Linked DNA regions of Homo sapiens: all the other regions are linked to region 2. Evidence: chromatin loops called from intact Hi-C (ENCODE). Cell type or tissue: ascending aorta. All regions are shown on one strand. Region 1 has its middle 490 kb from the start of TENT5A. Region 2 holds the start of LOC107986617 (a long non-coding RNA gene). Region 3 overlaps LINC02542 (long intergenic non-protein coding RNA 2542). Region 4 overlaps LINC02542 (long intergenic non-protein coding RNA 2542).

Region 1 (8,000 bases), 750 kb after region 2:
GGAACATCATACACCAGTGCCTGTAGGGGAGTGGAGGACTGGAGGAGGAATAGCATTAGGAGAAATACCTAATGTAAATGACAAGTTGATGGGTGCAGCAAACCAACATAGCACATGTATACCTACGTAACAAACCTGCATGTTGAGCACGTCTATCCTAAAACTTAAAGTATAATAAAAAAAAAAAGAAGAAAAAGCTAAAAGCAAACAAGCAAAAAAAATGTTTGATAGAATTAACCTATGAGGTTATCTGGTCCTGGGCCTTTCTTTCATAGGAATATTTTGATTACTAATTCATTCTTCTTACTTATTACTTGTGTATTCAGAGTTTCTATTTCTTAATGATTCAGTCCTGGTAGGTTGTATGTTTCTAGGAATTTGTTCATTTCTTCTAAGTTATCCAGTTTGTTAGCCTATAATTGTTTGTAGTAGTCTCCTATGATCCTCTGTTTCATATGATATCAGTTGTAATGTCTCCTTTTTTTTTATTTGAGTCTTTTCTCATTTTTTTCTTGGTTAGTCTTTCTGAAGTTTTGTTAACTTCATCAATCCTTTTAAAAAACCTAACATAATTTTCTTGATCCTTTCTATTGTCTATGTAGCCTCTATTTCATTTAATTTTTCTCTAAACTTTATTAATTTCTTCCCTCTGTTGACTTTGGGCTTAGTTTTTTTTTTCTTTTTCTGGTTTCTTGAGGTGTGAACTTAGATTGTTTATTTGAGGTAATTCTGTTTTATTTATGTATACATTAATTGCTATAAACTTCCCTTTTAGCACTGCATCCCACAAGTTTTGGTATGTTGTATTTCTATTTTCATTTGTCTCAAATACTTTTTGACTTCCCTTTCAATTTATTTTTAATCCATTTTTTGTTCAGAAGCATGTTATTTCACTTCCACATATTTGTAGATTTTCCAAAATTCCTCCTTTTTAGTTTTATATCATTGTGGTAAAAAAGGTACTTGAGATGATTCCAATCTTCTTAAATTTATCAAGACTTGTTTTGTTCCCCAACATGTGACCTATACAGAAGAATGATATTTGTGTGCTGGAGAAAAATGTATATTCTCCTGATCTTAGATGGAGTGTTCTATATATGTTTTTTAGGTGCTTTTGGTTTATTACTGTGTTATTCAAGTCCAGATTTTCCTTATTGATTTTCTGCCTGGGTGATCTATCGAATGTTGAACATAGGGTAGTCAAGTCTACTATTATTATTGTATTGCTGTCTATTTCTCCTTTAATCCTGTTAATATTTGCTTTATATATTTAGGTGCACTGATGTTGGGTGCATATTTATTTACGGTTTTTATATTCTCTTGATAACTTAATCCCTTTATCATTATATAGTGGCCTTACTTGTCTCTTCTGACAAAGTTTGAAATTCTATTTTGTCTGAAATAAGTACAGCCTTCCCTGCTCTTTTTTGGTTACCATTTGCATGGAATATCGTTTTGTTTCCCTCCATTTTTAGCCTATTTGTGTCCTTAAGTCTAACGTGAGTCTCTTGAAGGCAGCATGTTGCCTTATCTTGGCATTTTATCAATTCAATTATTTTATGTCTTTTGATTGAAAAATCCAATCTGTTTACATATAATTATTGATATATAAGGACTTACTATTGTTATTTTGTAAATCATTTACTGCATGTTTGTAGTTCTTTGATTCCTTTCTTCCAGTATTGCTGTCTTACTTTGTAATTGGTTGAATTTTTGTAGCAGTATCCTTTGATCACTTTCACTTTACCTTTCATGTATCTAATAGAAGATTTTTTGTGTGTGGTTACCATGGGGCTTATATAAAACTTCTTATAGTTATTATATATATATATGTATATATATAATTATTATTCCTTAAGTTCTAGGGTACATGTGCAAATGTGCAGGTTTGTTACATAGGTGTACATATGCCATGTTGGTTTGTTGCACCCATCAACTCATCATTTACATTCATTATTATATTTTATTTTAAGATAACTTCAAGCCCATACAAAAACTCTAGAGAAATGAAATACTTAAAGAAAACTCTATGTTCCTATGGTTACTTTATTGGAGAGTCTTCAGCTCTTACGTGTTTGAAAAGCAGCATAGGAAGAAAGCCGCTAGAGTCAGATAGTTTACTGCAAGAAGAACACAGAAGACATCTAGACCACGGTAAATCTTACCATTCTGTAAACTTTTCTACTACAGTCAGATTTTGAAAAACTAACTTTGATTTTCTGAAAAATTCTTCAGTAGGTAATTTATTCAGAGGAAAATAAATATGTTTCCAAATCAGAGATAGGGAGTCACAGATACTTCAAATGGGATTGGGAAGAGGGGAGACTCCACCTTTATTTCCCATCTAGTTGTAATCCAAGTGAAAAGAACAATGTGGGAAAAGGTAAGAAGTTTATCAAAGGACAACACTGAGCTCATATTTCAATCAATAAAAGAAGATAATCAGGGTTTAATATCCCAAGAAATTTTATAGAAATCATAGAGGGCTATACATTTTTATTGTCGCTTACAAGTAATCTCAAGTGGAAAAGACAGAATCTCTTATCATTGTGGTTGAGGACTAAATAAATCTTTTTTTTAAATTTAAAGACCATGATTAAGACTTTTGTCAAATCAAAACACTTCTTTATGAAGAATCCCAAGAAGAAGAAATACGAACAGAAAGAAAAAATAGAAAAACAAGAGATAGAAAGTTACATTGAGCAAAAATTGTTTTCTTACACAAGAGTAAATAAAATACATGCTTTTCATAAGGATAAAAGCAAAGTAATGTGCAAAAAAAAAAAAACCTCTTTACTGTCATTATAAAGCTGAAAAAGACAAATTTGAGAATAGGGAAGTATGAAAAATAGTTACAGAACCCAGCGGCCAGTTATGAAAATGGCACTAATCCTAAAGGAATGTCTGGAAAAATGTTTCCAGTGGAAGCTGGTGAATGGCTGTACCCGTAGTGAAAATGAAAGTAGGGAGCAACAGCCAGCCAAGGGAGGTGCATCAGAGGGAACATTCCGCTGGCCAGAACAAATGATGAAAGCTGAGCGGCCACACTCAGTGCCAGGTCTGGGACAGTCTGGAGAGAGAGGAAGCCAAGGTGGAGCCCAAGTAGGTAGGAAAAATATACCAAAATTCCAAGTTATGAAAAGCAAAAACTGAAAGGTCATTTTGGTATCCCTTACTCTTTAGTTGATGAGTATCATTGTTGAATATTAACGTAATGCTTAGGAAGAACATATCTTGGATGACATGACCAAAACTAACTTGAGAAGGGATTGTTTTAAAATCACTTAGCACTTCATTTACTCAACTAATATTTTGATAGAGCTTTTTTTTTCTTTTTCTTTTTCTTTCTTTCTTTTTTTTTTTTTTTCTAAGCACTGGGCTAGGTTTTTGAGGTACAAAGTTGAAAAGGAAGTCAGGGTAAGAAACCTGTTTAAGAAGGTTAGACAAGACTAACATTATCAAATACTACAAAGTAATAAGATCAAATTTAGAAGTATTCATTGGATTAGGAAATTAGAAGACGGTGGGTAATTTTAGCAGAAGCAACTTTAGTGAATGGTAGGGATAGAAAGAAGATTATGGTTAACTGAAAAATAATTTAGTGGTAGGTTCTTATTTAAAAAGAGGTGTATTTAACTTTTCTGATGTTCCTGATTGAAAGCAAAGAAAGAAAATAAGAGAGAAGCTAGAGGAAATATAAGACTCAGGTTCTGTGCTTATATTATCATCATTTTTTTAAAAAATAAAAATGTTAATTCAAATTGGCAGCATTTATGATACATTATCTGGTTTATCCATATTAGTAAAGTAATGATAACTTAGGCTTGGAAAAGATCTTAGAGGTCATCCAATCAGCTTTTCACATTTTATAGAGGAAGAAGCCGAGGGCTTGAAAGTTGTGATTTTCTAGCCATTCCTTTAAAAACCTATAACAGCAGACATCACCTGCTCAATGTAAGGGAATAAAAACTGTAATAATTATTTAGGACCTTCTTCTCTCTTTTCTTCCTACCTTCTTTCTTTCCTTCGTTTCTTCCTTTCTTCCCCATTTCTTCCTTTAAGATTTGAAAAGTTCTTCTAATGCTATCCATTCTAAATAAAGTACATGATTAAAGCTGTTATTCATAGATAAGATGTAGCTATAGCCCCATACTTTTTAATATAGCCCTATATTGAAGTCATGTTAATGGCAGCGGTGGCTGTCTGGAGCAGCCGATTTGAAGACGCTGGCTGTAGTGGGGAGGTGCGGCCAGGGCTGCATGCTCTACAGAGCTGGCGGGAGCTGGGAACAGGTGGAAGCCCCGTCCCCGTCTGAGTTGGCAGGGTGGGAGCCCCACTCTCCCAAGCACAGCTGCAGCTCCGGACCCGGACATCCCTGTGCTCTTGGGGGCCTGGGAAACCCCTCTGTCCCCACAGGCTTGGAAGTGCCTGCTTCCCTGCAAGGCCTCTCCCTGCTTCTGGCACCCACTCCAATTTTGGAGCAAAGTTGAGGCCAAGCCTGGGTGCTGTCCCAACCCTGCCCAGTGTACATGAGATCGGGGCAGTGCTGACACACCAGTCCTCTGCGTCTCGGCCCCTTCTGGACCTTGGACCCAACGAGCAAGGGAGCAAGGATGAGGGGGTGCTGACGGCAGCTCATCTCTAGACTGAAGGCACCCCTCAGCAGGAAGAGCCTGGGCACCATAAATGGCGGCAGGAGACAGACAAGCCCCGGGCAGAAAGGGATGGGCCCCTAATGAAGCTCCGTCTTCAAGCCAGGGACAGCCTAAAGCGCAGGGCCAGGCTGCCAGTTCCGCAGACTACAGTGAGAACTTCTGGTGCTTTTTCTGGGCCGCCCATAGACGCCCATGGATGCCCATGGACCAATCAGCTTGCCCTTCCTCCTTAAAGAGCCTGGATTTAGCCAGACTCAGAGGATGGGAAGGCCTGCCTGTGGAGAGGAGCTATCCAATGTCGGTCTTTTCTCTGCTGAGGGCTGCACAGATGCTGGGATGAGCTGCCTGTGGAAAGGAGCTATTCACTTTGGGTCCCCTAAGGGCTGTACCATTGCTCATTAAAGCACCTCTTCACCTTGCTCACACTCAAGTTGCCTGCCTACCTCTTTCTCCCTGGACATGGGACAAGAACTTGGGACCTGCTGAATGGTGGGACTGAAAGAGCTTTAATAGAAACAGGGTTGAAACAACATCCCCACTCTGCGCTCGTCAGTTGCCAGCAAGGAGAAGCAGAGAAGACAGAAGGAAAGAAGAGCTGCTGCCCTTTGGGGATCCCAGACCTAGGAACTCCTCAAGCCACAGCTGTGACATCCTCTTTTGCAGTACGCCTGGTCTAATGCAGCACTGCAGGAAGCCGGCACCTGTTCCAGCACCCGGAGCTGCCCACCCTGCCACAGCTGGCATGCCTGTCTGTGCGCAGTGGCCAGACTCCTCACCACTCTGCGCCTGGCTTGCCCTTGACAGGTGTGAGATCTGGGCCAGTAGCACAGCCGAGCACAGCCTGTCAGGCCAAGTGAGCAAAGTGAGCCCAGTGGACCCAGGCAAAACTCAGGCAGAGATGCCACCGGTCACAGAGGTTCCCAGCTGGTGAAGCGATAACCCAAGGATCCCATGACAATGTAATTAAAAGTACATTTTGGAATGATCTTATTATTGCCTCATTTCTACTTTTACTTTGTTTTTGTGTATCTGACATTCATGTATAATTATTCTTACATAAAGTAACTTATTTTCAAAATAAAACAACCACACATAAATTGTACGTTTTTCTTATACAAATAATTTTAAAGACAGTCATAATTGTTGACAGGTCTAGTGTTATGAATAGTATAAAACCAAATGTCTTAGCAATAATTTTTAAGTACTGTTATTCAGTAACTACGTACCTTATAGCTGGATTATTTTCATTTAAAGTGTCAGTAAAAGTAACATTAAGTAGAGAGAAGGCTTCAAACCCTGTAGCAAATAGTAGCCATTTTCTTCAGCCGAAAGTTTTCACATTAAAAATATTTAGTGCTTAAATGCAGACATTATGTTAACCTGGGGAAAAAATACAGGATTTAAAAACCTTATGTGAACTGCTCTAATTGAGCCAAAATACACAAATTATAGCATTATTACATTTGGAGGAGGAAAAGGACTATTAGTTCATTTAGTGTTTCCCCTGCTAAATTTGAACAGTTCCTTACAACATATTTCCTAACACTGTAAGTCTGGTTTTGAAAGTTTCACATGATAACACTTTTCAATACATCCTTAAGAAGCTATTAATCTAGTTGAGCCTCAAAGGACGTCTCTAATAGTGTCAAACTGGAAGCTTTCTTGTCTTAACATGACTCCACTAGCTTCCCTGCCAGGTACCCATCTCCAAAACTCCTCCTCCTCCTCCTCTTCCCCCTCCCCCTTCCTCTTCCCCTCCCCCTCCCCTTCCTCTTCTTCCTCCTCTTCGTTCTCCTCTTCCTCCTCCTCCTCCTTCCTCTGCTTCTTCTCCTTCCTCTGCTTCTTCTCCTTCCTCTTCTTCTCCTCCTCTTTCTTCTTCTTCTTCCTCTTCTTCTTTCTCCTTCTTCTTCCTCTTCTTCTTTCTCCTCCTCCTCCTCCTCCTCCTTCTCCTTCTTTTTCTTCTTCTTCTTCTTCTTCTTCTTCTTCTTCTTCTTCTTCTTCTTCTTCTTCTTCTTCTTCCTCTTCTCTTCCTACTCTCCTCCCTCCTCCTCCTAAACCTCCATTTCTTCATCTTCATCCTCCTATTATTCTCCTCCTTCTTCTTCTCTTCTTCTTCTTTTCTTCTTCTTCCTCTTCTTCTTCTTTTCTCCTTCTCTTTCTCTTTCTCCTCCTCCTCCTTCTCCTCCTTTTCCTTCTCCTCCTATTTTAACTGCATAAAACCAGTATGGAGGACACTTATATAAGTGGTAGAACTTTGCCAACAGTGACTGATTCCCACTCCTTCTCCAAGTTCAGACACTGACAGTAAAGTGTTGTCATTTGTTACTAAGTACCTAAAAGTATCTTGCTCTTTTTTCCAAATGTAGTGTTATCTGAAAGTGGCTAGGAGCACTTAAAATTATATATATATATATAATGTCCTAGAGATGGATGGGTTTCCTATTATTGTTAGCACTGTGTTTTCCCAGCCCTGTGTGAAAGCAGGAATTCCATCACATCAGCTTGTTTAAAAGAGATATGAGATGTCAAACTGAATAATTATCCACAGTCAATTTACTTTCTCTAAATTAGTTTAGAGAACAGAGGAAAACTGAGGTTTATACCTTGAGAATGCCAAGTCATTGTTTCAATCCAATTGAAATCTGAAATAGTCATTCTGAAAGAGAACTGAAAGGCATTTTTTGAAATTTGGGCAAACATATGCGAAAGTATAAACATATTCAGTTGAAAGGTACTTAAAACACGTATATTGATATGTGTGAGCCATTGTGTGCTACAATTGGCTTATACCTGCCTGGGTTTCAGGAATTTTGCGAGTTGAACATGCTCATGATTAAATATTAAATTACATAAACTAACAGATATGTTAAAGCAAGAGTAATAAATTCTAAATAATTATGTATTGATTATGTTAATACATTTTAGTGTTATCTATGCTCTTGAGGTTACTTACGTTTATTGCATTTTATACTAGAAACACCATTTTCTAGTAGGGTACTGAACATCTCTTCTCAGTACCACTTTTAGTGACTTCATTGTGATAGCTCAAAATCAGCAAACACTACCAAGCAGCTAGCATTTTGGCCCACTAAAAGCTGATTGTTACTTATTTAATATACCTCTGTTTACAAGATTACAAAAATACATTTACTGTTAAAAATCCTTAAACATATATAGTTAAGAAAAAAGGAAGACACTAAATATACATCAACAATTTTATCAATAGCAGTATCAACTTGTACAAAATGGACTTGTATGTTTACGTTCATACCACTCCACATTTTAGCTAAGAATAGCAATTTTATGTTTGAACTGAACTCTGTTATTGTATTATTATATTATAGC
Region 2 (8,000 bases):
GGTAGCATCAGACTTGGCAGCGAGAAGGAACTTGCTTTGGCTTTGTTGGTCATTTGCTGATTCCATCTTTTTGGTGAACTTTCAGTTCATTGACCGTTCCCTTTCTCAGTTTGATGCATCCAATTTCTCTCCATAAATCCATAGTTCCTCATATATTATACAGATATCTGAATGAATACAGATATCAGTTTATATTTAAAAATAACCTGAAGCCCTCTTTATGTTTGGAGGTGAGGTTGCAGAGTCAGCTGCTCAGATTGCCAAACCACGTGCACTATTGACTCTTCCAGATACTCTCAGGGATTTGCCATATTATGTTAAAAACAGCTCTTTGCAATTTTTATTGCACACTTGTTATGTGTTGATAAGCATGCATTCCAAAATAGCATTTCTTCTGCCCATACCTTTTACATGTTGCATATAAAACCATATTGCAATCAGATAAAACTATATTCTAAAATGGGATGGCAATGCCTTTCCATTGATAGCAATGCGAAGCTGGGTTTGAGGTGGGATTATACTTCAGGAAGAGACAAAATTCTCACTAGAAAGTTAGTGTAGATAACTCTAGGACTGAGGAGGGTGGGCAGCATATGACTTAATTTAAACACTAACCCAGGATCCTCAAAATGTATACGATTGACTCTATGCACTGACCTTGGAACTGCAAGGTTCAGACTCACAGTGTGCTGGGATAATCATCACTTGGCTGCTTATGTCCTCACTAATTTGTATTTCTTAAAATGCAGAATGTTTCAGGTGGAGAGTGAATCTTCCTGCATAGCACTCTTTGGGAAACTGTCAGAATAGAAAATACTTTGACAGTTTCCATTTTTATGAAATTGATGGGGGCTGAAGGTACACACATATGCAAATTATTTAATAAAGCTTATGGAGAAGTCTATAAACCAGAAAAACTTAATTACATAATAATAATGACTGTATGTTGAATGCTTACTGTGTCCCAGGTACTACTGAAGTTCACAAGAGCAGAAAGAGGTGTAGGATTAGCAGAGAAGAGTGAACTTGTAAATCTGGACCTTCAGAATGCTCTCTTCTAATATTCTTTTCCCCTCCTCACTTGCCCTTCAGATATGTTCATCCTTCAAATCCAAGTGATCTCATTCTTCAGATAATTCTTTAACATCTAGAACTTCACTATCCTATATAAATGACACTAGCTGGCTATTTAAATCTTTTTTTGCCCATTTTATTTTTATTTATTTTTTAAAATTGGCACAAATGTATAAGGTACATATGCAATTGTGTTATATGCATAGATTGCATAGTGGTCACATCAGGGCTTTTAAATTAAATTAAATGAAAAATTTAGTTCCTCAGTTGCATTAGCCATATTTCAACTATTCAATAGCCACATGTAGCTAGTGGCTATCATATAGAACACTTTACAGATATAGAAAATTCTATTGAACAGCATTGACTAGACTACAGATCTCTGTAAAACATAGCTTCTTTTATAATGGTCAGTGTACTTGAATTACTTATATTGCCCCATCTTGCCCACCAGATTGTACATCCCATAAAGTAGGGACTTTTCTATCTTCCTAACTAAACATGGTATATCCGTTATCCAGCATAGTGTCTAGCATGTCTGGTGTCTGATGCACAATAATATTTTTGATAATTCACCAATGCATAGGAGGAAATTTATTACTGTCTGGATGAGTCAGAAATTGTCTCCCAGAAGAGAAAAGATTTGGGTTGGATTTTGAAGGACAAATATGAGCTTGTCAGCTTGAAAAAGAGATAGGCATTCAGGAAAACAGACCAGCACAGTCAAAGACAAAATCATTATAGGTTATGTTTAAGAAAAAGATCAAGTAAGAAGTTCATGGTGGCTGAAGCAGAGTTTGTATGTGTATAGAGTGGGTGTACTGAGGTGCAGAGAATGGTCTGGGAGTGGGTTTATGTAGAAGATGTACAGTTGGAGACAGATAGTGAAGGAGATTTTTGTTATATAATAATTTTAGACTATTTTCTGTAAAGGTGACAGGCACCACAAACAGTTACAGGAAGGAGATTGGTATGTTCAGATTATACCAATTCATTCATTTATTTTAGGAGCATAATTATGGGAGCAATGTGGAAGATGGAATAAACAGGAGAGAAACAAGAACAGAAAAATAAGCTATTTTCTAGTTGTGATACCTGCAGCTATAAAGGAAAGGCTGCAATCAGGGAATAGTCCTGAGGTAGAATAGACAGGATTTGCTAGCTTGTTAATAAGGTGGACGGTGACAAAATGAACAGAGATTATGAATATGGAAGGAGAAACATATTTGGAAAAGAGAATAATTGATTTGATGTGCTCAAAGGCAATACAGTGGGTTAGGAAATTGGCAATATACTTGTGGATCCCAGGAGAGAGGTCCAGGCTGGAGATACAGATTGAGGGGTACAGTTGCCAGCTTTTAGACTGATGGAAGCAATGGGAAGCTCATGAAGAGGCTTGAAACTTAACATGGAAATGAAAGTCAGATACTAGAGAATGCTAACATTTAAAATATCTAAACAGAATAAAAAGCCAATGAAGCTGGTAGAGAAGGGGCAATCATAGGCGCAAAAAAATTTAAGAAGTAGAAAGCAGTTGATAGAAGTCACGAAAGACTAAATGTTGGTCATTAATATCTAGAAATATAGTAATAACAAACCCTGCATTCTTTTCATAGTCTTTAGCATGGTCAACATTGATGCTACATCAATGAAGTCAATACCTAGGTAAATATTTTCCAGCACTAGTGGACTTTCTTTCCTATTTTTCTTTGGTTAGAAACTATTCTCCTGTTCTTCTCTGTCAAAAGTAGAAAACTTACAGCTCATTGTGAAAAATATCTTTGACTGATAGGAACTTCACATTGTGTTTGTTTTAGGGGCATTTCATAGGAATCATTTATTTCCAGAGATAAGTATTTAAAACTGAAATTTTGGCTTTAAATCTGATTTGGAAGCCATTGATATGGGAAGACCATGGTCTTCCGGCATCCTTAAATGTTTAATTCAATAGTTGGCTCCTGATTTTAGAAGGGCGATTGACCTAGGGTAGAGCTAGAGGAGAACTACTAGGATAATCCTAGTAGCCATTGAAGGACAAAACCTTAAGCCATGTTATAGTTTGAAAGATCCAGGATTGTAAACATGAGATGATACCTAACAGATAGCTGAGGGTGTTAAGTAGAGAAAGGACTGAATTTACTCTGTGGCACCTTAAAAGAGAACCGTGAAAGAGGGGTGACATGCTAAAGGGAGGCTGATTGTGTTTCTTATGTTGGACTGTCAGTTTCTTGAGAGTAGGATGTTTTATCATCTAACTCCGTCACTGGGCAATGCTTGACAGATAAAGAAAGTTTTAATATCTGTCTGTTGTACTAGTAAATTGAACCACTCAAATAATTAATTAATTAATCATTCATCCTGCAAGCTCATGAGTTGCCTGTATTAGAACTATTTGAACAGAAGTTAGATTTATCCTTAAAAGAGTGCGTTAGACTCCATGCGTGGGGGAGGGCTGTATTGGAGGACTTTGATGAATTCCTTCTCCACTTTGCTATAGTCGTATGCAATGACACTTGTGATGGCTGGAAACTTGAACTTCAAACATGCGCTGTCTGCAAGTGTTAAGGGGTAAGAAGAAGGAAATGATAAGAAAATGATGAGTTTTGTAGAGATCTGGCATTCATATTGCCCACCTGTAACTCAGGCATTCGACACACAAAAACTCACCATCACACAAGTAAGTTTAAGAAAATAACCACAGAACGTGCTGAGTCTCTTGGATGCCCCTGACTTGTATCCTTCACTTGAATGCACCCAACCTTATTCCTGGAATGTGCTTTTTTTCTGTGTCCCAAATGAGAACAGATTAGTTGGGTAAGAACATATCTCAGACCTTTAGCGTGGCTCAGAGAAACACTGGCATAGTTGATTCAGGAACTAGGAGCTATGTCTTGGGTGCATTAAAAAACAAAAACAAAAAACTATAAATACCTAAAGAAAAGTCTGATGGTTTTGCTGTTCAGTTTTGGCAGAGTTGAAATTAGCTGTAAGGAATCTGGAAATGTGATAATTTGGAAGATAATGAAGTCTCAAGATGCTCAGGACTTACCTGTCAAGGTGCTGACATCTTTGGAATTCTATCTTCAGTGCCATTTCCAAGTTCTAAAGAGAATATAGGCAAGAGTTCAAGCTGAATCTTATTCTTGTCCCTGACCTCCAGAAAATTACTAGTATACTAAAAATAAAATTTCTATTACCATGGTAGTCATAAGAGACAGTAGCGAATGGTTGAAAGCATGGGTTCTGGCGGTTGCCAAACTAGATTTGACTGGGGGCCCAGCTTTGTGATTTTTGGCAAGTTGCTTATCCGCTCTCCAAACTTTAAATTCTTCATCTGTTAAAATGAAAATACTAATACCTACATCATAGGGTTGCCTTTGAGAGTAGAATTAATTATTATTAATTCTATACAATGGAATTAACTTATAAACTGATTCTTCAACACAGAATATTTTTGGAGCACTCAATATGGTAATTTTCATGTGGATTGGATAGATTAATCATACCCAGAATGGGCAGAAATATTTTGCAATGCTCACAGGGGAGACTGAGAAATCCCAAATCAAATCTAAAAACTTTACAATGGCATGAGATTCCTGCTTGCTCTGTCCCCTTCTCCTGTTGCCTATTGAAATGACTGGGAGAGCTGTTAAGCAAGTGCTTAACTCCTCAGGGATTGATGAGTCAGAGTCAGCAAAGAGGACTCTGCTAAGCCTCTGTGACCCTGAGCCCTCCCTTCTCCCAGGTTATGACTGATTCTTGCCCAGTTTTGCATTATTTCACCATGGAGACAAATGTTCTAAAGAGGGAAGGAGGATTTGCTGGGCTTGTTTATTGCTGTAATAACATCTGTCAGGTGTTAAGCAACTACCTTCTCTCCAGCTGCCCCCTTTCCTCCTGTTCCTTTGAATAAGCCTAGATAGTTACCCCAAATACCATTTCTACTGTAGATAGGAGAGTTGCCTCCAAGATTGGTCCTTGGTTGCCAGCTGTGAAAATACTGCCACATCTCCAGTGACACACTATTGTGCAGTGTTTATAACCTGGGGTTAGGCATCAGACTCAACAAGGTTTCCATCTCAGCTCTAGTTACCAACTTAACTTCTCTTACTTTCAGTTTCTCATCCATAAAATAGGATAATAATAGCTTATATTTGATGAAATTAGAGGAGATTATGGCTTTGTAGTAACCATTTCACGTATGTTAGCTTCTAAGATCATTATTATTAAAAATGTTCTCTGGAGCTTTAAATTTATTTTTGGAACTACTTATTCTGGATTCCAAACAGCCCTGGTAGGAGTATAAACTCTGAAAACTACTGGCTCAGGCTCCTGGCTATCTCCAGATTTATGTACATGCCTCTCTTAGTAGGCAAAGTGTCTGGCCAAACTATTGATTGAATGACTCTGTATCAATTATCTTTTGTTGCAGTTATTATTCCTGATGAGACTGTTGGCTAGCTAGATAGTTTTGGGTTCTGCTTATCTGATCTTTGCTTAGTTCTGCTGAGCTCAACGATGCATCTTATGTCTGCTGTTGGGTCAGTTAGAAACAGGCTGATATAGAATAGTGTCACTCACATGGCTGGCTATCAGTTTGGGTGATATGGAGGATGGGACTGTGTATTTCTTCTCATCCAGCAGGCTAGCCTAGGCTTATTTTCATGCTAGAAATTGGGTTCTGAGACAAGAGAGAGGTAAAGCATGCAAGGTTTCTTGATTGTACCCCATCATATTGCATTCTGTTGGCCAAAGCAAGTCACAAAAGCGAGCCCAGGCATAAGAAGCATGAAAATAGACCTCAACTAGCAAAGGACGGATATGCAAAGGCATATTGCAAAGGGTATGGATACAGGGAGTTGTGAACACATAGGGCCATCAGTTTACCATGTACTCACCGTAAAGTAATCATTAGCCCTGGGCATCAATATTCTTGACTCAATAACTGGAACATAAAACTGAACTATTAATCCACTATATTCCATTCAATGTGTTGAAATTGTTGCCTTCTTTCAGTGTTTCAACAACCATTTTCCCAGTGTAGGTGCAAAGGAAGATGAACATAGTATTCTGAATAGGTCAGAGTTTCTGCTCTTTCCTTCTTTTCCACTCTTCCTTTTCACCCACAATCCTGCCTACTACTGAATGTTCTTTGAACTCAGTGATCTTCTCTATTCTGCAGAGTGTAAATCAAGTGTAGAAATAGGTAGGGCAAAAATATGAGAGTAGAATTTAAACTTCTAGAAGTTCTTTCTTCCACATTTGCTCTTGGAATCACTGCATAGTCAAAGTAATGCACAGTTGTCACTTGCCATTCAGTTTTGAGAAATGAGTCTCTCTTTTTCTTATTTCCCTCTCATGCCTATTGCCAATATTTATTTTTCACCATGGAATGGTTGTTGTGAAATTTTTCCTACACTGAGTACTTTTTAAGTTTTTTTATAGCACATAGACCCACTATGGCTAGCATCTCATGGCTCACTTCCCATTAGACATTTGTGAACATGGTCTTTGGATGGTACTTAAGTTTTCTGGAGTGGCAGCGTAAACAGGAATGGAAATTCAGAACAAAGCATCAGAAGGAAATGCTGTGACGTGGGGCATGATGTTCAAGGACCAGTGAAACAAAGGCAAAAACACACAAAGAGTGACCCTGGAATGATTGATTTCATCAACAAGTATGAACCTCAGAGAATTAAGATTACAAAGTGCCATGAAAAGCCAGAAGTGTGATGCCTTTGTGCACCCAAAGACTTTACAATCTGGTTGTTAAGGCAGATCCTGATAGAAAAATATACAATGATATAAGAAGATCATTAAGGGCAGAATTGAGAGGGGTGGTCTGTAAAGAACAAAGTATTATAAGGATGGCTTGGAGTGGCCGAGAAAGGTTGACAGACTCTGGTAAACTGAAAACCCAGGTTATTTCTGAACTGACTCAGAATGGCTGTGTCACCAAAAAAAGGACAAAGGAGTCAAGGAGACTATGTGTACTTCCTTAATTATTTTTATGGTTTGCTGATTCATAGACTGATTGAGCTGCAGGGTTGGAGGGGACTGTAGCTGTCATCTAGCAAAGCTGCTTTCTTGCCATCCAATGTTGGAAAATATTGGAAGCCTTCTTCCACCGTCCTTTCCTTCAGTCCTTGAGTAGATCAGCAGTGCTTCAAACCTTACTGTATGGAATATTGACTTTCTGTGTCTCTGCTGACACACCCTGAAATGGGTAGAACTTAAGGCTCCTTGGAAGAAGACAGTTCATTTCCTGAGTCAGCACAGACCCATCACCTCAGCCTCAAAGCTCTCATTTTATATCTGAATCAAAGGGTGTCCTAAACATGGAACACAGCCCTTCCCTTCCTTTTTTTCCCCGTCAAAGTGAAAAATGGCTGGGTAGGAGCTCTAATTATGTGGAACATGCTGGACACTCTTTTCATGTCCAAGTAAATTGGTGTAACCACTGTCCTTGAAGCAATGAGGTGATGCTGTGGTAACCACAGAGATGGGCTGGTATGCTCACAGTAGCAACAAAATCTAGTATTTGCACAGTGTTTTATAATTGTAACGAGTATTTACATATATTATTTGAATCTTGTTAAATTCAGTACCCTAGACCTGATAACTATTATTATCATAGGCTCTCATTTTTTGAATCTGTAAACTGAGGCTTAGAGAAGTATAACTTGACTTAAATAAGTTAGTAATCAAAACCTAGAACCGAGATTTTTTTTCTCAACTCTCAATTCAGTGCTATTTTTACTACACTGTGATTATTTTTTCTTAATAGTTCATCCCATGATTTTTATTTGTTTGGTAACTTACTGTCTGTAAAAACTCCCCCAAAATAAATTAATGTCATTGGTCTTCATATTTTTCTTAAGAAAACTGGAAAGACTCCAAAGATTTGTCCCCTGTGATCCATTTTG
Region 3 (8,000 bases), 180 kb after region 2:
AATGTATTGACTAATGTGTTTGAAAAATATAGAGATCAGGCGTAATTTAACTTGGATATTCATGATGTAAGAGCTGTGGGAGGTACAAAGAGGAGCTGGTGCCATTCCTTCTGAAACTATTCCAAACAATAGAAAAAGAGGGACTTCTCCCTATCTCATTTTATGAGGCCAGCATCATCCTAATAGCAAAACCTGGCAGTGACACAACAAAAAATTTCAGGCCAATATCCCTGATGAACATCGATGCAAAAATCCTCAGTGAAATACTGGCAAGCCGAATCCAGCAGCACATCAAAAAGCTTATCCACCACAATCAAGTCGGCTTCATTCCTGGGATGCAAGGCTGGTTCAACATATGCAAATCAATAAACGTAATCTGTCACATAAACAGAACCAACGACAAAAACCACATGATTATCTCAATAGATGCAGAAGAGGCCTTCAATAAAATTCAACACCTCTTCATGCCAAAAACCTCAATCAACTAGGTATTGATGGAATGTATCTCAAAATAATAGCTATTTACGACAAACCCACAGCTAATATCATACTGGATGGGCAAAACCTGGAAGCATTCACTTTGAAAATCGGCACAAGACAAGAATGTCCTCTCTCACCACTCCTATTCAATATAGTGTTGGAAGATCTGGCCAGGGCAATCAGGCAAGAGAAAGAAATAAATGGTATTCAAATAGGAAGAGAGGAAGTCAAATTGTCTCTGTTTGCAGATGACATGATTGGATATTTAGAAAACCCCATCGTCTTAGCCCAAAATCTCCTTAAGCTGATAAGCAACTTCAGCAAAGTCTCAGGATACAAAAAGTATAATAATAAAAATAAGAGCTGTGGATAATTTCTTCATTTTGTTGCCCTTTAGACACCGGGCCTATTCTTAGTCTGGCTTCCCTTATGGTAAATGCTAGAATCTCTCAGGACCATAAATAAGCTCCCTTGTTCACTTGGGGAAGGAAGAAAGAATTTTTTGAACAGTCATAGATCAAATGTTCTGAACTTCACTCCCATCAGGCTATTGCCAGACACATGCCTGCCCTTGAATCATTGGCTTTTACCAGGGGATAGTCAGGATGCTGACTGGTTTGGACTAGGTTCTGCACTGATCATCAAACCAATAACTCTGGCAAGGGGAATAGAATTACTTCAATTGGCTCAGATTGATCAGAGTCCAGTAGAACAAAACCCTGTGCACTAATAGGTCTGCGTCACTCAAAAAGGCATTTTATTTTTCTAGTTCACAAAGAGGTACCTATGAATTAGCAGCAGCCATGACCTTGGAGTTTGGGAATCAATCTCATTGGTTTTTGTATTTCTTTTATTTTCACTTTCAGATCCAGAATTCACCCTGCTGTTTCTCCATGAGTCTGACCTGCATCAACTGCCTCCCTTATTCTGGGATTCCAGTTGTGGAGCTCAAGGACAAGTCCATTCTGGGCTGGCTGTATCCAACTTCTTTAGTCCAACTATATCCCCACTGGAAGCCAGGCTCTTTCCAACAGCTGTCACCCATGCCTCTTTCTATGTTTGTTATCTGTCTCTAGGTTCTGGTAACTACTTCCTTCCCTTGCCCCTTCTGGCCTAGGGTGCTACCAATCCCTCCTCCAAATCCAACTGTCACTAGCCTCAAAGTACTTGTAGCTTCCTCACCTTACTTTCACCTTAATAAATGGTCCCCCTACTATCTCTCTTCAAAGCACCCAATTTGAGTGTGCCATCTGTTTCTTGCCAGGATCCTGGTTGGTACATCAACCAAGCTGCACTGATGGAGGAGCACTGTGCTGAACTTTAGGAATGAAGCCACAGGGCCCTCACTGCCCCCATAGTCACCTTGGTCATCTTCTGCCTCCCTGAAAGACTAAATTCAGTCAGTTCAGATACATACACATCCAGACATGTCAGGGAAAACTCCATTTTGTAAGGATCTCTGCTTAAAATGCCAAAAGTTTGAAAGTTGGCAAACACTTGAGAAAAGCACAGTTCTCTGTCTTACTCTTACTCTAAACTTGGAGATAAATGCATTTTTAAAATTGTGCATGTTAGAGTGCTAACGTGTACAAGATCATTTCTGGTGAGACACCACAAACAATATTTTATGAGGCCAAAATAAGAAAGAAGGAAATGAAATAGCTCAGGAATCTCAGGAAGAGCTCATCGAACACTTTGCCTTTATCTCAGACCATTTTATCCACAGCCCTGTTAATCAGGATTGGATATACCTCCATGAGGGAGTCTTAAACGGAGGGAAAGAGATGCCACAACTAAAAAAAAGAATGCAATAGAAGTTTGTCTTAATGCCTGTTCTGTGATGCACAACTTTCGTAAGCCAAAATTTTAACCTTATGAACAATCAGTTCTGTGCTGCCCTTAGCAGAGAACCATAAATTAAAGATAAGCAATGGTTCAGACTTTCCAGGGCCTTGACTCAGGAGTAACTCTGAAATCCCAACCAAATATGTATTTGGTTAAGCAATTTGGCACATTTTTCTATTTTGAGGCATTAAACTATAATTACAAGTCACTTTTATTTCATTCCAAATAAATGTCCCTAAAGTAGATAGAACTAGAGGTTTCCTTTTTTTAAAAAAAGGAAACAGGAAAACAACAAACAAAACCAAAAAGAACAAAAGCAAAACAAAACTTAGTCAAGCTAACAAATTGCATGTATGGTGTGTTTTATAATTTAATCAATATAAAAAATTGAGTGTGCTAGTGCCTCAGGAGGACTCAGAGGACTCAAATACTCAATAGGTTATCTGGAGGAATTTCTCATTGGAGAAAAAAATTAAAGTTCTTTTGAACAACCCACATAATCAAGATAGTAATAATTTAACCTCAAGTTTTTCCTTGATTAAAAAATCCCTTTGCTATTCTGCTCCAGTGTTTGTAATAGATGGTTCAACAAGACTGGTGTTTTGTTAGTTGGAAAAGTAAGCTGATATGAGGGGTGGGGAGAGGAAGGGCAGAAATTTATTAACAATCAGCAAGTAAAGAAAAACAGCCTGCAAATTGTAATGAAAGGAAGAAAGGACAGGAAAGGAAAGGTAGGGCTGGTGGAGAGTGACTGTTCTGCCTGCTTACTGCACAGGCCAAGAACAAACTCACGATAAATACTCCAGGTCCTCAAGAAAAAGGTTTCTGTGCTGAATTATGGTAGTCTACCTGAAATTGGGATGATGAATTAGAAAACCTCTCTCATCGCTTCAAGTCTTGTGATTTATTCATTCAGTGCCATTTATTGTATAACTATATAATTTCTAAAGGGGGATAACTACAAGAAAAAGATGTGATTTCTTCTTTCAGAGATCCCCAAATATAGAAAGCTATTCATATACTGCTTAGATAAACAAAGATTATCTTCTTTTTCTACATTCTATATAATGTTCCTTAAACTCAAGCTCTCTTCTCCCCATCTCTACCTTACCCCTCTGGGTAGCAAGGAAAAATAAAAATAATGTCATTCAATGGTTTCTTTGCCTCCTCTGATTTAAACAGTCTATTTTGATTTCAGATTTCTCTTTGAGGTAAATATTCCGGGAATTCTAAATTTAAGTCCTTATTATAGCGACTTCTTCCTTTCAATTCTTACTTCTTTCCAACGTGGTGTCTGTCCTAGTGATCCTCTTGATGCTGGGAGGAGGAGGAGTCACCTGTTCTCCTGTGGTCTTTCACTGGTTTCCACAGTGGGTGGCTGGTCCAATCCTTGGGTGCAACTTGGTCAGCTCCAGTGTGCTTTGTGGGGTCATGTTTCTGAGCTGAAGTCAGCAGCAAGGGAACTCATGGTCTACTTCTTTGACACACATTCTTTTCAGTCTATATTTGTGGTTCATGGAACTCCTAGAGGCAAACATGGTGCCTGACCACAATGGCATTTGATTTTTTGTTTACTCTGGTATCAATCATAATTTTCTTGTAGCATTTGAAAGGAGAAATCATATATTTCTAAAAACCCTATACATCAAATAATATGTTTTCAGTAAATGTTGGTTTTTTACTGTGCCACCTATTTTTTATCATAATTAACTATTGAACGATGAACTATCTTACATATACTTTTTAAACAGAAAAAATCAATACGATGTTTTTTCACTTCAAACTTGCTAAGTCATGACACATAGGTTTCCTATTACACATGTGAAATGAACACTGCTTTAGTAACAGTATCAATACAAGCAGAAAGGTAAAACAAATCCTCTACTAATTCATGAAATTGAACAGTTATTTAAGCTATTGGTTTGTTACAACATGAGTTACTTGATTGATTTTAGCATTATGCTTCATATATGTGTTTATGTTTTAATTTTGTATTTATTCAGTATCAACGTAGAACAGTACAAAGAAATTATACTCACAAAAACAGTGCAAAGAAATTATCAGAAAACCCAACTATTTTTTCTCAGCTTGCTTATTGCCTTTTATCATATAATTGCATTAAATATTTATGAATGTATTTCCATAAAGATGCAGTAATAAGCTGTATACACTTTCGAGTCCTTTTTTCTTAGTATTAAACATTATTTTCCATGTTGCTAATTTTAATATGTATGATTTTAATAATATTTCATCAACTAGAGATTTCCCTATGAGCTAGGTCATTTCATAGTTTTTCAAGATTATACATAATACTGAAATAGCCATTTTTATAAACATGGTAGAGTTTATTCCCCTCTTGACTGATTTTTTTAGCACTTATATTCCTCAGAAGAGCTCACTGAGTAGTAGAGAATGAAAGTTGCATAGTTTTGACCTGTGTCCCTGGGCTGTCTCCAAAAAGACTGTGTGTTCAACAATGCTTTGCAGGCTCCTGTTTTCACATGGTGACCTCTGCTAGCAATAGTTCAAGTTTCATGGGCAATTTTTTCTCCTGGTGTGACTGAGTCTCCTCTTCTTGAGGTCTTCCATTTCAATTCTAAGATATAAAATATGATTTTTCTGCAACTAGTAGACTAATAGAATTTTCTTTCTTTACCTTTCTTTCTTTCATTTCACCTTAAGCAACTCTTGTTTTCTAACAGCAGAGCAGATTAATTTTTACAAAAAAAACCCATTTTAATTTAAAAAAAAATGGATGTAATAAGTAAAACTTACTGAACATTTACTATGTTCTGGGCATTTTATATGTATTAACTTATTGAATCTTAACAACTGTATATTATTCTCACTGTACACATGAGAATATAGAGATAAAACAGTCAAATAATTTGCCCTCTGTCCCACAGCTAGAGCGTGACAGAGCAGAGATCCCAACCCAAAAGTCTGATATTAGAGTCCCACACTAAATCATGGTGCTTTTCTGGAAATGACAGCAGAAATTGATGTCTGCTAAGTAGCAGTTACATGGAAGACGTGTCTTTTTTTCTTGGGAATTTAGATTTAGATTAGAAATTGGCCAGAAAATAAATAGTCCTCCTTTAATAAATCTCTCCTGTCGTCATCTCCCTATCATCCCCCAGTGCACATATATGAGGGCAGAATGGGAAGGAATATAATATAAAAGACAAACATCTTCATAAAATTTTCATTCAATGAAAGTCACCAAATAAAATTTGAATACAAGTTTTCTGTCAACAATTTGTGGGCCAAACTCTAATCATATTCTTCAGTGGAGCCTAAAATCAACATGGGATTGGTAAAATAATAATTTCTTATACAGCATCCTTTCCCTGAAGTCCACAAAGACGTTTTCAAATAGGAAAACCCAATAAAATTATAAATTATTTACTTAAACATTTTTTCTTTTAGTTTATTGCGGTAAAATGTTTAACATGAGATCTACTCTCAAGAAATTTTTAAGTGTAATTTACTTTTTGAAAATTTGTTCATTAATGACATGTTCTATTTCAGGTTGTTATTTAGAATCTTGTTGATCTAGTAGAGTTAAGCACATTGGCAGATTAATATCTAATTATGTTTTTAATATTAGATTTGAACAACTTTCTTTTGTATTTGTAAGTATTAAGTACTCTCGCCCGGGCGCAGTGGCTCACGCCTGTAATCCCAGCACTTTGGGAGGCTGAGGTGGGAGGACCACCTAAGGTCAGGAGTTCGAGATGAACCTGGCCAACACGGTGAAACCCCATCTCTACTAAAAATACAAAAATTAGCCAAGTGTGGTGGCGGGCACCTGTAATCCCAGCTACTTGGGAGGCTGAGGCACAAGAATCGCTTGAACCCAGGAGGCAGAGGTTGCAGTGAGCCAAGACCGCACCATTGCACTCCAGCCTGGGCAACAAGAGCAAACTTCGTCTCAAAAAAAAAAAAAAAAAAAAAAGTATTCTTATGCTACAAAGGTAGAAACAAAACACAAAGAAAATAAGACTTTAAAAAAATCAGTAGCTTAAAGAGAAAAATCATCCACTATAAAAATTACACTTGAATTTTTAGCTTTTAAAATGCATTTCTTATTTATGTTACTTTCAGCTCAATACTAGGAGGTGCCTTTAAACAGATATTTGTCTGTCTCATCTTGTAGACAAATGCACTGAGGCAAAATAAATCCAAGTCATGAGTGTTAAATGAATCCATCTTTTCTGTGCACTTTCAAGAACTTAATTCAGTTAGAAAGATAAACGAATGTCTCATCTATACTTCATAGCCTATACCTCAACCCAACTGATGATAAGATATATAAAAACATGTCTTAGGAAAATTTTAGGCCCAGCACAGATACTCTGTTAAATAGTTACTGTCTTGGGCTGTCTGAATGTGCAATTTGGCAGCTGTAGCCAATTTGCTGAAGAATCATATCTGTGCCACCTCTCCTTTTCTCATTCAGGTGGTAAAATGATAGCCTACTCCTATGAATCTACTCATTTAGTTTGCTAGTATCTAATTAACGAAGATGTGAACTGTTCTTTCTCTCACTTCAGAGATGAGCTGACTGGCTCATGGCTCCTGCATTCAGGTGAGTTCTCAATCGAGGTTGGCTGGCCTGACTGAGTCAGCACACATCTAGTGGAACTGACTTTCACTGGGGCCTCTTAAGAAGAATGAGTTGAGAAGATGGTAGGGGATCAGCAGAGGAAAATGCTTCTGGGGTTCTATTGGGTGGAGGAGCTATTGCCAAGCTGTGATTAATCAAACACACTTTTTTTTTTTTTTGGTTTCTTTGTTTTAAATTTTTGTTTCCTTTCCAATCTAGTTAGGCTAAATGTTTGTAGACTCAGCCCCAATACCCTTCACGAAGTTTCTACTGCAATATTCTGGCAAAATTAGACTTTCTTTTTGCTTAAGTTGAGCCAGTAAACTATTTAACCAACTATAATTTTTACCATAACTCTGTTGATTATGTTTGTTTGAGCTTGGCTCCTTGATCCACATAATAATGTAAGACTTTGGTCTTGAAGGCTGCAGTGGAGGTGACAGTGGGGTAGGCATTCTAGCTGAAGGGTTTTGAAAGAAAGACAACTGTCCGAAATGATACACACTAGATATAGATATTGACTAGAATAAACATCTAATTAAGATTATTCCAGTTCTTTTGGTCTTTGTTTTACTTAATATAGCTGAATACGCATATCTAAGTTTTCTGACACCAATTTCTTTGTTATTGTTTAATGGATTTAAAGAGCAAGACTTTTTTCTGTCTTATGCAGGTTCACATGAGACACCTTATTAAACCGTATTTCATTGTTCAACACATGTCCTCATTCATTTTTCATCAGTGAGAGATACTGCCTCCTTCTACTTATGGTTTCTGTTCTGTAGCATTAAGTCCTGTAGATTCTTAGTATTTAACTAAAGGTAATTTAAAATAAAATATTGTGAATAAATGTTAGTAATAATAGTAATTGTTGTGGTTGTTAGTGTTACCTTGGAGTTGTGTGAACTTTAGAAATAATTCAAGTGGCTGTCCAGTCTCAGATGTATTTTATTCCCCTTCATAAACTTTCTGTTCAGCAATGCAATGGATTAGTTCAGTGCCTTATGGAGATTTTGGTGGAGGAAATATGCAATTGCTGTGAAAGTCTGCTCAAGGGCTATCTCCT
Region 4 (8,000 bases), 160 kb after region 2:
GTACAATATCCAAAAAATAAAACAATTCCTGGTTACCTAGAGTAACTACTAACATTGTTAGAAATGATTCAGACAAACATATTGATAGGGCCTGAACACATAGAGAACTCCTTAGCTTTCAGTAGTAGAATTCATCCACTCCTCCCAAGAGTAGAGATATGAAAGCTTTTAGTTAGAGCACGAAATCAACTTTAACTATCTCCTATAGTAACAAGGGAATCAACGCCAACCTTTTAAGTAAACAGGTACCTATGCTGTTTAAATATTTGCACCAATTGACAATGGAGGCAAATATTTACCTACATTCTGGTAAATATGGCAATTTAAGTTTCCTTCTATGAAATTTTGAGCTAATTCTGGGGACTTTTTTTGTTGTGTGTGTAACTTGTAGTTTTACACTATTATACTGTATTTATCCTAATTTGTAGATTCAAATTTATAATATATTTGCTTGGATGAGGTTTGTTTTAGAATCATAGTCTCAACTTCATAAGTGTTTTAGAATCATAGTCTCAACTTCATAACTGGTTAAGCTAGAAATGGTACCAGAGTTAATACTGGGTATCATACCATGAACTAAAGTGTAAAGTTGGCAAATACATTTTGTGTCCTGTTCATAAAGGATCCTATCTTAATGGGTCTTTCCTCCTGAGTCATCTTTTCATAGATTTCTTGCTGAATCCAACTCCCTGGAAGTCACCAGGGAGACCAGAGACACTTTGGTGAAAATCGTTCCTAAATAGAATAAAATATGTCCTAGTAGAAAAGTTTTCATACGTTTTCAGTGACTGTTTCTCTAATTCATTCTTAATATTCTTGTAGCCATAAATAAAAATAATAATATGATGAATCTCATTTCCTTTTTTTTGTCTTTTTAAAGATTCTTGACTCTTGGCTGTTTTCCTCTACTTAGCATCTTGAAGCCCTTTCCCACCTATAGTTAGCGCTTACTGGTGAATATGTCACCTAATTTTTGTTCTAGCTTAGACCAGAACTCAAACGGTTTCTGGTGGCATTATTCATCATTATTTTAATAACCTTTTCTTTTTCTGCAATTGACTTTGAGGTCTTGGATACTCTCTCCTTTTCAGTATAATCAGTTGTGAAATACAAATGTCAGGCTAGGTTTTCTCTAACTGAGATTGGACTTCAAAACTCTATAATCCTGTAATGCTTGTTTCCCTATGTCAGCTGCTGATATTTTTGGTTACTTGGAAGTTGGTCTTCACAATCAGACTCCCCTGCCTGTTTGGCATTAGCTGCCTGTTCGTCCTGCACTCCATGAGCCTCCTCTCACACAGGAATCTCTTTGATCTCAAAGACAGCTCTGTAAGGTGCAGAGAAAAACAAATACCAGGCTATTTCCCTCTATGGTGCTCATGACAATAATGAGTTGTTCAAGAGAATAAGAAAGCTTAAAAACAACTCATAGTACTATCCTTGAAGCACCTTTCACAAGTGCCAAATTAATTTCTGTCAATACAAACATGTTATTTAAAAAAAGAAATTTCCCAAACATAAAAGGAATAGAATAAATGACATTTCAAAATGGCTTTGATTATCCATTTTCATAAATATACCAGCAGCCTGGGAGGAAAAATTTCTGCTTGTACCACTAACCTAAATTCTCCAGAGGTTTGAGGGAATGATTTTTATAGCAGTCCTTTCTTTATTAAGCAGTCATATTAAATTATTGCAGCATACATGTAATTTACCAATGTCTGACCTGCTTTGAAATATGCTTTTTCTTAGAAATAAGTAATGAATCATGCGTGGATACACATAAATTAAATTAATTTGATAGTGAACATTAGGAAGCAAGAAATCAGTAATAAAATATGACCCTAGTGCCTTCCAAGTAAAAAGTAAAGACATCTAATATTGGAGCCTAGCAAAGCATTGAATATGCATTAAATTTAAAACCTGGGATAAATAAGAATCATAAGACTTGAGTTAAGATATGTTGCTTTTTAAGTGAGGTACTTCTGTAATAAGATAGTTGATTAGAAAATATTGAAGAATACTAAGCCAGAGCATGTATACATAGTCTATATTTCGAAGAGATGACTCTGAAATTGCACATAACTCCATTTGCATACAGCAACCCTCCCGTATCTGCAGAGGCTATGTTCCAAGAACCACAGTGGATGCCTGAAACCATGGATAATGCCAAACCATACACATACAATACTATTTTTTTAATCTGGTAATTGAGATGGTGACGAAGTGAGTAACAGGCAGGTAGCATGTACAGTGTCCTTATGCTGGACCAAGGGATGATTTGCATCCCATGCAAGATAAAGGAGGATGGCACAAGATTTCATCATGCTACTCAGAACAGCACACAATAAAAAACTTATAAATTGTTTCTTTCTGAAATTTTTTATTTAATATTTTTGAACCATGGTTGACTGCAAGTAACTGAAACTTCAGAAAGAAGAGTTGCAGATGGAGGGGGCTACTGTATGTGTTAGATACTTCACTTGAATGTGATATATGAGAATGATGGATTGCATCTATTTAATAAAACTAAAACAAATCTTGGCCTCCAAAGGACAAGAGTGTTTTGCTTTCAAACTGTGGAGAAATTGTTTGAGTATTTCTACCTCTTATTTCTGTAGAGATTAAGAATACAGCCTTTGGAATTATAAATATTTTGCATACTTTCTCAATAACTTCGGGAAAACTACTTGAGAAAACTCTCCAAACATCATTTCTTCATTTCTAAGCCAGGGACAATAATACCTATATCATAGAATTGTTGGAATAATAAGATAAAAAATAAAATAAAAAATATGTATGTGTATGGTAAGGTCTGACACCGTTATTGTTATTTATTTTTCTGGATGTCATGGGTTTTCTGTACCTGATGAACATGTATGACTGTTCTATAGGTGTCTGTGGGGTTGAAAGGAGGTCTGGTACCAGGAAGTGGATGGAACAATTCTGCACCTTCCTGCTTCTGTGTGAGCACTGGCCATATGATTTGAAGCTGCTGAAATTTGAGGTTGATCTAGCATTTTGATTGGGAAAGGGGCAAGTGTTGAGAAAAAGGAATAAAGTTTTTGCAGGGATGACAGAGATGTTACTCAGCACTCCAAAAACATGGTCTCACCCCAAGCCTGACATGGCCTCAGAATCTTTCCCAACAGAGCACACCAATAATTGGAGTTGGCCCAAGTGATGAAATTTGTTTTCTGTCTGTTAAGATGATCAGTGACACTCAAAGTGTGTTGTTGGACCAGCAGCATCAACGTGATCTGGGTATTTGTTAGAGGTATAAGTTCTCAGGCCTACCCACAGACCTACTGAATCAGAATTTTGGGGTGTGGGACCCAGGGGTCTGCATTTATCAAGCCTTCTAGGTGATTCTGATGGATGCCCACTTAGATGTTTGGCACATTAATAAAATAGGGATTGCTCACATGGAAAACCAGTGAAATCCACAGAATCTAATGCTTATGGAGGAGTTATTACATTCCAGGCAATGTCTGCTTTTCATATGCCTAATCCTCCCAACAATCCTTTGATTATTGAATAATCAAATAATCAGATAAATAGATGAGAAACATGAGATAAAGAGAAGGAAAGAAGGGAGGGAAGGAGGGAGAGAGGTAGGAAGGAGAGAAAGAAAGGAATAAAAACTACATTTCAGAATTGTTATATAACATTCATGCAGCTACTAGGAGGTAGGGTTAGAAGTCAATTCTTAATTCCCAGTTTAACTTCAAATTTCAAAGCCAAACATGTTTCCCCTTCCATTCTGCCACACTAAGCAATATAGGTAATAAACAAATGTTTCTATGGTGCCAACACAATTTAAAGAATTGTTTGGGCCAGAAAAAAGTCACTGGAAAAATTAGACCTGAGTTCACTTCTCTTTTCACAGAGTAATGTAATTTCTCACAAAATCATTATGAACCAAGAAGTCATCCAATTTCTAAAATCTTGGAATAACTTTATCCACCATGAAATCCAGAGAGGCTGTGGGAAGAAAATCATATGTCAATGCAGATTTGGCTCTTAGAGCTAGAAGAGAAAGTTTTGGTCAGAACACTGGGATTGATAATAAAAATTCCCAGTCACTTTTAAAATTTTTAGCAGATTATGTGTTATGTTTTCTGAAATGGCTTGCCAGATAAAGTTTCAGGAAGAGGTCTGAATAAAATGTTCTAGCAACTGTTTCTTTTTCTTCCATGTTTTCTTTTTGAATACTTCTCCTTTTTGGCCAGAAAGCATTTTTCTTGTGCCTGACAAAATAAGCAAAATGCAAACTAGACAAAGAATAGTGTACCTTAAAAAAATACTGTATGAATGTATTTATTTTGGCTGATGAAGATATTTCCCTAAGATCCGAAGACTCCATAGAAGCTACTTTTATTAGAACCTCAGTGTTTGATCAGGTACGTAAAAGATGAATGCCTTTGCACAAGAAAGCAGAACATGAAGATCACATGGACTTGTCTGGATTGGGTGATTCCTGGCCACTTGTTGCTGATGACATCATCATTGATAATCATTGGTCTCAAATGCTGGCGTGGCCTGGGAGGCTGGTGTCTTGCCAAATGGTGCATATTCCCTGTGCAGGATATGAAGGCCTGTTTTGGTTTTCACTTCTTGCAGTCATTTGATATACATGCAATTATTTCAGCATACAAAGGGAAAACTAAATGTCAGATGTCAGGTCAAAGATAAATAGATTGGTTCCCAACTGACTGTCATGCTATATATGTGACCTTAGTCCTAGGGTTTTTTTTATCTGAACCAAGTTACTGGGAAAAGGAACCATGAATTTTCTTTGCTTAATACTAGTTTGTCAGAATCTATTGATGGATTTCTGTGTGGCATATTGAACTTCATCCAATATTATGTGTAGAAGTTTTCTTTTCTTCTTTTCTTCCCCCTTCTAGTTGTGGCTATTCAGCAGGTTATCACATTTCTGTAGATTGTTTTAAAGCTTCCATACTTTTCATTCTCTGCTGAAAGTTGGTCAAAGTATGAGAAACAGAAAAAAAAGTATTATACTTTTATAGCCAGGGTCCCAAAGTCTCAAACTTTGATGCTAATTGTTTCTATGAGATTTTCTACAGTGAGTGAGAGAATTCCTCAGTTTATAGTATTATCTCTTGTCAGTGGTTGCTCTTTTGTAGAGCTTAACAAATATTTTCGGGCAGTCTGTGTGTGTTACTGCACCTGCACAATGCTGAAGCTGCTACAGATATGTGCGTAGTGTTTGTGAACAATCACCAGCATTATAGGTGGCAATTCTAACAGTTCAGATAGAGAGGCAGTTCCTAAGACCAGTGGCATGGCATGCCAATGGCAGTTGCCTCCCAGCTGGGAGAGGCCGGGGGTTTGTGCCATCTCCAAATGTAACCCTAACTCTGTCTTCAACACAGAGATTCATCACATGGATTTGAGCTGTCCAAAACACTTGATTAAAAATTCAGTTGAATCCAATAAATATTTACTGAGCATTGTATTTTGCCTTCAGGATAAATAAAATGCGATAGTATGTCTGCCCTTAGTTTTGTGAATTGTAGTGGAGGCAAAGCAAAGTTAAAACCTATTTAATGGTCCCAGAATGACAGCCTTTCATCAGGATTCATGATGATAAACATGATAACAGTAACTAGGAATGAAAATCACGTATTGTGAAATTGCTGTGTGCTAGATATGATGCTTGACTCCTTATGCATATTATTTCCTTTAATCCCCCCAAGCCCTCTACATATTACTATTTATATATTAAAATTGAAGAAACTGAAGCTCATAGAAGTTAATCATGCAAACATACCCTGACCACTTGGTGTAGCTTAAACCTGACCACAGGTCTGCACTCTTTCCTTTTCTATTCTGGATATTTCCAGTCTCCAAACTGGCAATTCTGGTACTGGCATTTTGATAAAGAGAGCTACCTGGAGCAAGGCTTATCTAGGTTGATTTTTACTGAAGGACAGAAAGGCACAATCAAAGCCTATGGGAAAGAGATAGTCATCAGGCAAATGACATCATTATATCATAATAATAACTACCACATCAACAGGCACATTTTATAAGGCAAATATCTAGATATCTACCATTTTAAGCATTTTTTTTGTGAATTGACTTTTTAAAAATCCCACAACAGCCCTATTAGGCGGATAGTGTTATTATCTACATATTACAGTTGAGGAAACTGAGGCACTCAGCTGCTAAATTACCCAAAGTCACCCAACTAATGTGGTGACAGATCTAGAAGATACCATTCTTTTGAATTAATTCCGGATGTTGGTTTCAAGACAAATGGCCAAATAAAATGCAGGAATTAGCTTTAAAAAAATTAAACTGCCTCTGGAATGTTGCTTTGCCATGACAGGAGGAAGGAAGACAAAAAGTCATATATCACTCCTAAATTCTTCTGCCTGAATGCAATTCACATCACTTTTCCTCACTTATCATTGGCCAAAGCAAGTCATATGGTCATGCCCATCTTCAAGGGGGTGGGGAGTGCTATCCTACCATGTACCCAGAAGAGTATCTGGAAATAGTGAAAACACTGTTAATAAGTCCCACAGGGGTGATATTTGAAGAGTGTTCCAGACACAGTCAACAGCTGAGGCTTGATAAAGTTCCATGAGCCTGGGAAACTACAGATATTTTTATACTACTAAATAGTGAGTCAGGGAGTATCAGGCATCTTTGGCAATGGTAGACTGAAGTCAGGTTTTAAAGGCCCTTGTACCCACTCTTACAAACTTAGACTTTATTCTGTAAGCTATAGGGAAGCTTTGAGGACTGTAAGAAGGAGAATGCTCATCAGATTTGGTTTTACCCCAGGTGGCTTTGGTGCAGTGAATGAGTTTGGAGAAGTCAAGACTACAAATAAGAAACTCAATTAGAATGTAATTAAACTTATGAGACTAAAACTACATGAGAGATATAGAAGTAAAGCAGAGAAGATTAATAAATATCTAGGAGATACAATGCACAGAATATGTTATTTAATTGAACATGCAGAATGAGAGCACAGAGAAAACTAGCAAAGCTCTCAGAATTAAGGTTTGTAGATGTTTATTTATAAAATGATGTACAGAGAAAACTAGCAAAGCTCTCAGAATTAAGGTTTGTAGATGTTTATTTATAAAATGATGTAGGGAATATGGGAAGGGCAGGATTGAGCATAAAATAAATTTTATATGTAGCCTATGGATCTCATATTATTGGAAGCATCCAACAGATATTTGTATATGTGAGTTGAAATCTGGAGGGAAGGTCGTGGATGAAGATTTAGTTTCAAAAATCAATAGGACATGGAAAGTAGTTAAAATCCTGAAAGTGGATGACAGTCCAAAGAGAACCTTCACCATGAAAAAAGCAGTGGAAGAAGAATGGAACTAGGAAACTCAACGTTTAAGAGAGAGGCAAACTGGGAGTAGCTCATGAAAGAGATAGAGAAGGACTGGACAGAGGTAAATATAAAGAGTTGAGAAAGAGACCTCAACAAAGCTAAATACATCAATCAGATCAAGAACAATAAATAAAATCTCAAAGTGCCCTTTGGACTTGAGTATAATTGAGTCAGTGAATGCACTTTGATAGAACATGTCAATTAATTGGTTGGAACAGAAAGCAAATTTCTGTGAGCTAAGGAGTGATTGGGTAGTGCCAGAATGAAGATGGGGAATATAGGTTATTTTGTCAAAAAGTTTAAAAAGAGGAAGCAGCAAACTAGTTTATTAATGGGGACATAAGGTCAAGAGATTTCATAAAATTAGAGATTCTTGGTCATGTTTATAAGCTACGCAGAAAGAAATGGTAATGCTGGGAATATGAGAAATGGAAGACGTAAAATAAATAAATGGCATCCTTATTTCCTAAATAGTCAACAATTATAGTTTTGACTACTATGCATTTGCTATAGGAGACTAATTTTTCAAGAAAAATAAATATATTATGAAACAACAAAATCCTTATAAAAAGGGCTGAATTATTCAGGGAACTGAGCAGGAGTTTCTGAG

What was found. Hi-C counts contacts between places; a loop is a spot of excess contacts. Peaks named below come from ENCODE experiments on the same cell type or tissue, not always from the same donor. Only the 100,000 strongest peaks of a DNase experiment are listed, where the experiment ranks them.
Region 1: it touches region 2 in a loop (2.1-fold over the local background); 2 of 110 quality-filtered maps call a loop at or near these places.
Region 3: a loop joins it to region 2, with 2.5 times the contacts of the local background. A loop is called at or near these places in 4 of 110 quality-filtered maps.
Region 4: it touches region 2 in a loop (2.5-fold over the local background); 3 of 110 quality-filtered maps call a loop at or near these places.

The regions. Positions count from the first base shown.
Region 1 is chr6:81,260,293-81,268,292 of GRCh38, reverse strand. No RefSeq gene overlaps it. Among named protein-coding and RNA genes, the nearest start is that of TENT5A, 490 kb to the left of the region's middle. RefSeq lists an enhancer at 4,115-5,009. In ascending aorta, no CTCF peak of the experiment used is centred here; a DNase peak (open chromatin) is centred at 3,002; H3K4me3 peaks cover 983 bases; H3K27ac peaks cover 2,816 bases.
Region 2 is chr6:82,014,314-82,022,313 of GRCh38, reverse strand. All of the region lies in intron 3 of LINC02542 (long intergenic non-protein coding RNA 2542), which reads left to right. LOC107986617 (a long non-coding RNA gene) reads right to left here and starts at 4,710. Exons shown (of 4, transcript XR_001744231.2): 1 at 4,272-4,710; 2 at 4,124-4,176. RefSeq lists an enhancer at 4,628-4,922. In ascending aorta, no CTCF peak of the experiment used is centred here; DNase peaks (open chromatin) are centred at 4,333 and 4,793; H3K4me3 peaks cover 750 bases; H3K27ac peaks cover 4,732 bases.
Region 3 is chr6:81,839,256-81,847,255 of GRCh38, reverse strand. LINC02542 (long intergenic non-protein coding RNA 2542) reads left to right here. Exons shown (of 4, transcript NR_149135.1): 4 at 1,347-3,475. Among named protein-coding and RNA genes, the nearest start is that of LINC01526, 29 kb to the right of the region's middle. In ascending aorta, no CTCF peak of the experiment used is centred here; a DNase peak (open chromatin) is centred at 4,773; H3K27ac peaks cover 3,938 bases.
Region 4 is chr6:81,856,597-81,864,596 of GRCh38, reverse strand. All of the region lies in intron 3 of LINC02542 (long intergenic non-protein coding RNA 2542), which reads left to right. Among named protein-coding and RNA genes, the nearest start is that of LINC01526, 46 kb to the right of the region's middle. In ascending aorta, no CTCF peak of the experiment used is centred here; a DNase peak (open chromatin) is centred at 4,526; H3K27ac peaks cover 4,541 bases.